2 separate regions of the Homo sapiens genome follow, and region 2 is linked to region 1. A link is an interaction called in ENCODE POLR2A ChIA-PET data of the cell type or tissue named here. Cell type or tissue: PC-9. All regions are shown on one strand.

Region 1 (4,000 bases):
TATAGCACTCTCTCTCCTTGCCTCTCCTTGCCGATGGGCCACCAGAAATCTCTCTTCCCTTCTTCACCAAACACTGCTCCACCTAGACAGTGGTGCAGTTGCCAGAAGGCACATGTTGCCTAGCACAGAACCTCCCATTCTGTCCGTTTTATTGGCACTGTGGGCTCAAATGCTAATGAAACACATGGCAAGACCTCGAATTCAGTCCCCATTTGGTTGGTGAGGAAGAGGCCCTACTCACTGACTTTGCATTCATCACCTCTGACCCCATCACGACCTCTGAGACAGAGCCAAGAAGCCCATTTTATAGATGAAGAAACCAAGCCTGAGTGGGGTAAGCACTTGCCCAAGGTTACACAGCTGGCAAAGGGCAGTGAGGTCTGCCTAGACCTCACTTGCTCCTCCATGCCATGAAGCTCTCTTATTCACCTCTTTGTTAGCAAATGTCTTAAAAGCATTTGAAGTGCCTGAAATGTCAAAATCCAGCTGGCATCCCCATTAGGGAGGGCTCATCCACTGAGTGGACAGATTATGGTGACAGGTACCTGCCCCGGTCTTCCCACACACCCCAGCAAGGGGTCATATGTACTCTCTTCCACAGATTGCACCTCCCGAGTTTTCTCTCTCTCACACCTCCCTTCTCACCACCATACCCTTGACCCAGTAATTTCTCAGACCCTACATGTCTCCACCAGCCCACGTGCCCATTAGACTCAAGGAGAGGAAACGGCAGAGGTTCAACCTAGCAAGCCCAAGCTCTGGGTTTTCTGGCTTTCCCTGAGTGATTGTGGCAGGGGGTGGGTCACTGAAGGTTATCAGCATATCACTGGCTTGACCCTGGGTGGGAGGCAGGGAGGGCTTCCCGCTTTGAGGCGCCCCACCCCCACCCCTGTGAACAGGGTAATTATGGATAGACTGGGCTGAGTGATGGCCTGGGGTCTCGGGCATCTGCAGGCTGCCCCCAGGCTGAAGCATGCCTGCCAGTGGCTTTTAGGCCCATATGAGCTGGAGGGTCCTTCCTTCCTTCCCAGGCTCACAGAACCCCTGTGGGGCTGCTGTGAGTCCTGTGAGGCCACCCACTAAGCTGCCACCCCAGCCAGGCAGCCTTGGTAGGAACAGCCCAGACCAAAGGGAGATTGGAGCCAGGAAATTCCACGGTGGTGGGACTGGCCTGCTGTATGCACAGATTCAGGCTCTAGGAGGCCCTGGGAAGGGAAGGGCCCTGCCCACACCCACAGTCCCTCAGGGCACCCCCTGGCTAGGCTTGTGTTTCCCCCCTAAGAAGACCTTTACAGAGCCCAGGCTGGAGTCCTGGACGTGGGTGCAGGAAGGGAACTCAGAGCTTCCAGGCGGGGCTGGCAGCCACACCTCTGCTGCTCCTCTGCCAGGCCCTGGCATGGCAGAGCCAGCCTGGGCGGGGAACGGCAAGAGGAGCAGGAAGCAGAGAGAGGGTTTCTGTGGGGGTGTAACCGCCCAAGGGGTTCTCCTCACCTGCTGCCCAGATAGCCGATTTATCATGACAGGAGAATTGTAATAGAGAAAGACTAATTCATGCAGAGCCAGCTGTATGAGAGACCAGAGTTTTATGATTACTCAAATTTTTAAGTCTCCCTGAAAATTCTGAGACTCAGGTTTTTAAGGATAATTTGGTGGGTAGGGAGTCGGAAAGTGGGGAGTGCTGATTGGTGGAGTCAGAAATAAAATCATAGAGTGTCAAAGTGGGATTATTTTGCTGTCTTCATTCGGTTCCTGGGTGGCATCGCAGAACTGGTTGAGCCAGAGTACCGGTCTGGGTGCCTGCTGGTGCATTGGAACACAGGGTCTGCAAAATAGCTCTAGCATTAATCTGAGTTTTTACAACAGTGACGTTAGCCCCAGGAGCAGTTTGGGGAGGTTCCAAATCTTGCAGCCCCTGGCTGCGTGACTCCTAAACCGTAATTTCTAATATTGTGACTAATTTGTTAGTCCTTCAAAGGCAGACTGGTCCCCAGGCAAGAAGCCAAGAAGCGGGGTTGTTTCAGGAAAGGGCTCTTATCATTTTTGTTGCAAAGTAAAACTATAAACTAAATTTCTCCCAAAATTAGTTCTACCTACCCCCAGGAATGAACAAGGATCGCTTGGAGGTTAGAAGCAAGATGGAGTCCGTTAGGTCGGATCTCTTTCACTGCCATCATTTTCTCACTGTTATAATTTTTGCAAAGTCATTTTCAGGGGGAGGAGGAGTTTCAGTGCTGGGGCTTGGAATGGCCTGGCATCCTGCCCCAAGGAGCCCAGGAACCCACCTCGGGCTGCAATGGGATCAGAGCTGGTTCAGGGGTAAGGGTCATGTCCAGAACACCCTGGGACTGGCATGGAAAGCCCTGGAGGAATGGCAGCAAGGGCCATGCGTCAGAGGCCCATATCTGGCCACCCATTTTACTCAACATGGGGCCAGAGTCCTGAGGGCAGTGACTTGCTAAGACCACACAGAAAGAATGGGGGTGAGTGGGAGGAGTAGTGTCTTCCAGATTGAGCCTGCGGACCAGAGGCAGCCTGAGGGTGTGAAAGGGCCGTGGCCAAAGAGCACTAACCCTGCTCAAAGGTGGCCCTCTTTGGGCCGGGTCTCACCAGCAGCCAGTGAGCGCTGTGGTTTCCAAGCAAGCTATTCGGAGTGCAAGCCGTCTGAGGAGGCCCCACATCCAAACACAGACACAGGCATGAGCGCGTGTGTGCATTCACACACACACATGAGCACGCCCATGCACACCCCGCACCATGCACACACACATACACACATTTCAACCAGAAGAATTTCTCTTTTCTCTCTTCTGTATCAGATTTTGATGACTGAAGCCAATAAAATTGCTTTTTTAAAAAGGCAGTGGCCACAGAAGAATGGGCACCTTTGGGAGTCAGAAGCCACTGCAACTCCATGTCAGGGCACTTACAGCTCTAAGATTGCTGAGGTCAGGAAGTGGCGAGCCGGGTTCACATACCACACACATAACTCACACCCTCTATACTACACATACCCCACACACAAACACACATCACACACACAACCACACACAATACATACACCCCACACACACACATCACACACACAGCCACACATATCACACACAACCACACACATCACATACACATAATTGCACATGATACACACACCCCACACACAAACACACACATCGCACACACAACCACACATGCCACACACACAACCACACACATCGCATACACACAATCACACACAATACACATACCCCACATACAAACACACATATCACACAACCACACACCTCACACCACATACACACCACATACATCACATACCACACACACCACATATAACCATACACATCACATACATCACACAACTGCATACAACCACACACAATACACAACCACACATATCACATACATCACAGTCACATACACACAACCACACAAAATACACACACCCCCACACAAACACACAACCACACATATCACACAACCACACACACTACACACCACCCATACAACCACACACATCGCATACACACAACCACACAGACCACACACAACCACACACATCATACAACCACACACACAACCACACAACCACACACGACATGCACACCACACATATACCACACAAACCACACAGAACCATACACATCTTATTCATCACACATCAATCACACACTACACACAACCACACACACTACACACACCCTACACACAAATCCAAAACCACACACATCATAAAACCACACATACCACACACCACACAACCACACACATCACATACATACAACACACATATACCACACACACCACATACAACCACACACATCACATAATCGCATACAATAACACACTGCACACAACCATACACAATACACACACTCCACATACCTCACACACAAATTCACAACCACATACGTCACACACACAACCACACACACCACAACCACACACATCACATTCATCATACATCACACAATCACACACAACCACACACCACACACAGTGCACA
Region 2 (4,000 bases), 1.2 Mb after region 1:
AAATTTACAAAATTATATTACCATATAACAGTAATACATAATTCTAAATAAAAATAATCATGCTCACAGATAAAACCAAAAACTTTAAGAGCTTAATTTATTGAAAGGAAATGATTTAAATATCATGAGGGAAATAAAAGGAGACAAGAAGTAGTGGAACACTCTACTGTGCTCCTGCTGTTTGGGAAGATGTACTATACAGAGTTAATTCAACAATAAACAAAGTCCCTGAGGGATGGCCTATACAAGTTGACAAGTTGATGTAAAAATTAATTGAGGGAATTAAACAGAAATGTAAATATTCCAATAACCATCGAATTATACATTTTAAATGGATGAATCATATATGTGAATTATATCTCAATAAAACGATTATAAAAAAAGAATAAACAGGGATTTTTTTTTTTTTTTTTTGAGACAGAGTTTTGCTCTTGTTGCCCAGGCTGGAGTGCAATGGCACGATCTTGGCTCACCGCAACCTCCACCTCTCAGGTTCAAGCAATTCTTCTGCCTCAGCCTCCCGAGTAGCTGGGATTACAGGCATGCACCTCCATGCCTGGCTAATTTTGTATTTTTAATAGAGATGGGGTTTTTCCATGTTGGCCAGACTGGTCTCAGACTCCCAGGCTTAGGTGAGCCTCTCGCCTCGCTCTCCCAAAGTGCTGGGATTACAGGCGTGAGCCACTGCGCCTGGCCTAACAGGGAAATATTTTTCAAGTTAAAGCAAAAAAACAAGGTAAGCCAAGTAAAACTATATAAAAATATATGATTTTGGTGTTTACAGCGCATTGGGTAAAAAATCTTACTCAGAAACAGTATGTAAAATATTTCATTTTTAGAAAACTATACATTAAATCAATGGAGAGTGGCCAAAAAATTTTAACACTGTTTATCTCAAGGAGCTACAACTATGGTAAATATTTTCCTTAATAATGAAATGTGGAAACATTTCTGAGAACAGAAATAAGACAAAGATGTCCATTATCATCACTTGTATTCAATACTTTCCTGGTATTCCTAACAAGAGTAATAAGGCAAAAAAGTTGAAATAAAAATACTAAGATTGGACCTAAGATACAAAACTATGTATGTATATTAACAACTCAAAAGAATCCAGAGACAAGTTATTAGAATTAGTGAGTTTAGCATGACTGAATAAATGGTCAAAATAGGAAAACCAATTTTATTTCTGTATACCAGCAAGAGTTAGAAAATAAAACATTTTAAAACAATACCATTTATGGTAGCATAAAAATTCAAATGTCTGGGGAAAAATTTAATGAAAGATGTCCATGACACTTTAAATATTATTTAGAGAAATGAGAGAAGAGGTAAATAAACAGAAGTACATACCATGTGAACTGATTAGATGACCCAGTATTTTAAAGATGTCAATTCTCCCCTGAATTGACTTATAAACTCAATGCAACCCCGGGCGCAGTGGCTCACGCCTGTAATCCCAGCACTTTGGGAGGCTGAGGCGGGCAGATCATGAGGTCAGGAGATCGAGACCATCCTGGTTAACACGGTGAAACCCCGTCTCTACTAAAAAAAAAAAAAAAAAAAAAATACAAAAAATTAGCCGGGCGTGGTGGCGGGCGCCTGTAGTCCCAGCTACTCGGGAGGCTGAGGCAGGAGAATGGCGTGAACCCGGGAGGCGGAGCTTGTAGTGAGCCAAGATCAGGCCACTGCACTCCAGCCTGGGAGACAGAGCAAGACTCTGTCTCAAAAAAAAAAAAAAAAAAGAAATGGAAAAAGAAAAAAATCTCAATGCAATCCCAATCAAAATCACAACAGGCTTCATATATATATATATATATACATATATATATATACACACATATATATATACACATATATATATATATACACATATATATATATACATATATATATACATATATATATATACACATATATATATATACATATATATGTGTGTGTGTGTGTGTGTGTGTGTGTGAGAGAGAGAGAGAGAGAGAGAGAAGTTGCATGGTTAGGTGGTAAAAGCAGTGTTTGCCATAAAAATCAGGTCGTTGGTTATTTTGGTGGGGAGGGAGAGGTAGTGTTTGGAAGGGGACACAAGGGAAGGTTTTGGGACGCATGGTATACCGGTTGTCAATGTATGGCCTCGCACCTCCAAATCCATCCTTTAATACCTGCTCTGTGGGCACAGCCAGAATCCCCTTCCGCGGCTCCCCTCGCGGCAGGGAGGATGCTGAACAGTAGAGGGCGCTGGAGACACGCTGCGGGAGGCTGTCGCTCGGGTCCGGCTGCGGGCCACAGGCCGCGGATCGCGCTCTGCCAGCACCCCACGCCCGCAAGCGCGGCCCCTCCGCCACCTCGCGGCCCGGCCTGACCTGTTAATCACGTCCCCACGGCTCTCCTAGCGGGGACACCGCCGTCTGCAGGCTCCGTCCCCACAGTGCCCAGACCCCGGGAAGTTTGTCAGTCAGCACCCTGATGCCAGCCGATTCTCAAAAAGCCAGGAGCATCCAAGCAGATGATTTGCCAGACGGTACTGCAGCAATGGAGATGAACAGATAATTCACACAGAAAGAAGGACGGTAGGGAGAGACGTGCGGGGGGTAGGGAGGGCGGAAGGAAGGTCTAGGGGAAGGAGCGGAGGGGGAAGGGAGGAAGGAAGGCAGCAATGGAATGAAAGGAGAAGGGAGGAAGGACTCGTTGAATGCACAGCCTCCCCGGTGCTGCACCGGCAGGAGCGGCTCTCACAGGCATGGGGCCCCCAACAGACCCTACCAGGCTGCGGGAATGTTGCGGCCCTGCAGGGCGTCTCTGTCTTTTTTGAGGTGTCTCTGGTAATATGTGATAATGACAGTATTTTTAGACATTTGGAATCTGATTTAAATTCTAGCTCCATCACCTTCTAGCTGTGGGACCCTGAGAAACGGCACATCCTCCCGGATCCTCCCATCTCTCTTGTCCACACGTGGGGAAGGCTCCTGGTGGGGGGGGGGTTGGGGGGGAGGGGGGAAGAGGGGGGGCCTTGCAGATTTACCAAGCTGATGTACAAAGACCTACTACAGCGGTAAGGGCTAGCTCCTTTCTCCCACTCTGGCAGTCACTCCACTTTGAGAAACATACCTCTTGAAATAAAGCTACAAGTGGAGAGGGGCAGGTGATTTGGGCAAATAATTCCATACTAAATATTAGGACAAAACATCCTAGGCAAATATCACAATCCGGCGTCATAGTGGCATACTAAATTCAACCAAGAAATATAACCATGATGTTGAAAGAGCCAGGCTTATGGAATGTAAACAGCAAACTATTTTATTCTTGTTTTCTATTTACCAATTCAAACTTGCTCTGCAGGTCACTCCTCCCTGCCCCTGGGATAAAATCTAGGGCATGTTCTGTGACTTTCTGGATCACAAAATTCACATGATTTTTGGATCATTCTCAGTTGACCAAAAATGTGTCCTGTAACTTCTAGCTATAAAAATAGGCTCTGTTCAGCATTTAAAATGTCCAATCCCATGTAGGAGTCTAAACTTTCGATTTCATTTTAAGTTTAAGCTTCCTCTTGATTCCTCCCCCAAGCCTGGCCCAGGCTTGCATTTGGCTCCAGGCATTGGGCGGGTAGCAGTGTTTCCTCTCCATTTTTCACTTTCACTCTTCCCTCCCCAACTAGCTTGCAGGGATTTCTGATCACCTAGTAGAGTCTAGAGGCGTAAGGGAAGGAGGTCACCAAGGGGCAGGCCAGGCTTTATGTGAATAGTGCTGTTGTGAGCCAAGTACTTGAGTACTTCGAGGTCCCCTTCTACTGCAGACATCTTCCCTATGGTTCCTGTGACCCAGGTTTGTCTCAGAGTGGGGTTAGCACACGGTACCATCTCCATCCCCTTTAAAAGTATTTATTACATTTTTCTGGAAATGGAAGTCTGGGAATTATATTTCCCTGATAGTCTTATGAGCAGGATTCCAGGTTGATTCTGCCAAATGTGAGGCACTCAGATGAGACTAGAAAGCAGAAAGA

The links. Peaks named below come from ENCODE experiments on the same cell type or tissue, not always from the same donor. Only the 100,000 strongest peaks of a DNase experiment are listed, where the experiment ranks them.
Region 2: POLR2A ChIA-PET joins it to region 1 with 7 read pairs; 1 of 35 experiments calls an interaction of 5 or more read pairs at or near these places.

Annotation. Positions count from the first base shown.
Region 1 is chr10:46,522,430-46,526,429 of GRCh38, forward strand. No RefSeq gene overlaps it. Among named protein-coding and RNA genes, the nearest start is that of GPRIN2, 32 kb to the right of the region's middle. RefSeq lists an enhancer at 1,959-2,555. In PC-9, a CTCF peak has its summit at 2,354; DNase peaks (open chromatin) are centred at 1,452, 1,892, 2,382 and 2,942; H3K4me3 peaks cover 1,802 bases; H3K27ac peaks cover 3,944 bases.
Region 2 is chr10:47,741,444-47,745,443 of GRCh38, forward strand. It overlaps SYT15B (synaptotagmin 15B), which reads right to left. Exons shown (of 8, transcript NM_001370184.1): 8 at 3,274-4,000. It overlaps LOC102724593 (a long non-coding RNA gene), which reads left to right and starts at 2,256. Exons shown (of 2, transcript NR_134489.1): 1 at 2,256-2,567. It also overlaps a transcript of ANXA8 not described here. In PC-9, no CTCF peak of the experiment used is centred here; no DNase peak of the experiment used is centred here; H3K4me3 peaks cover 615 bases.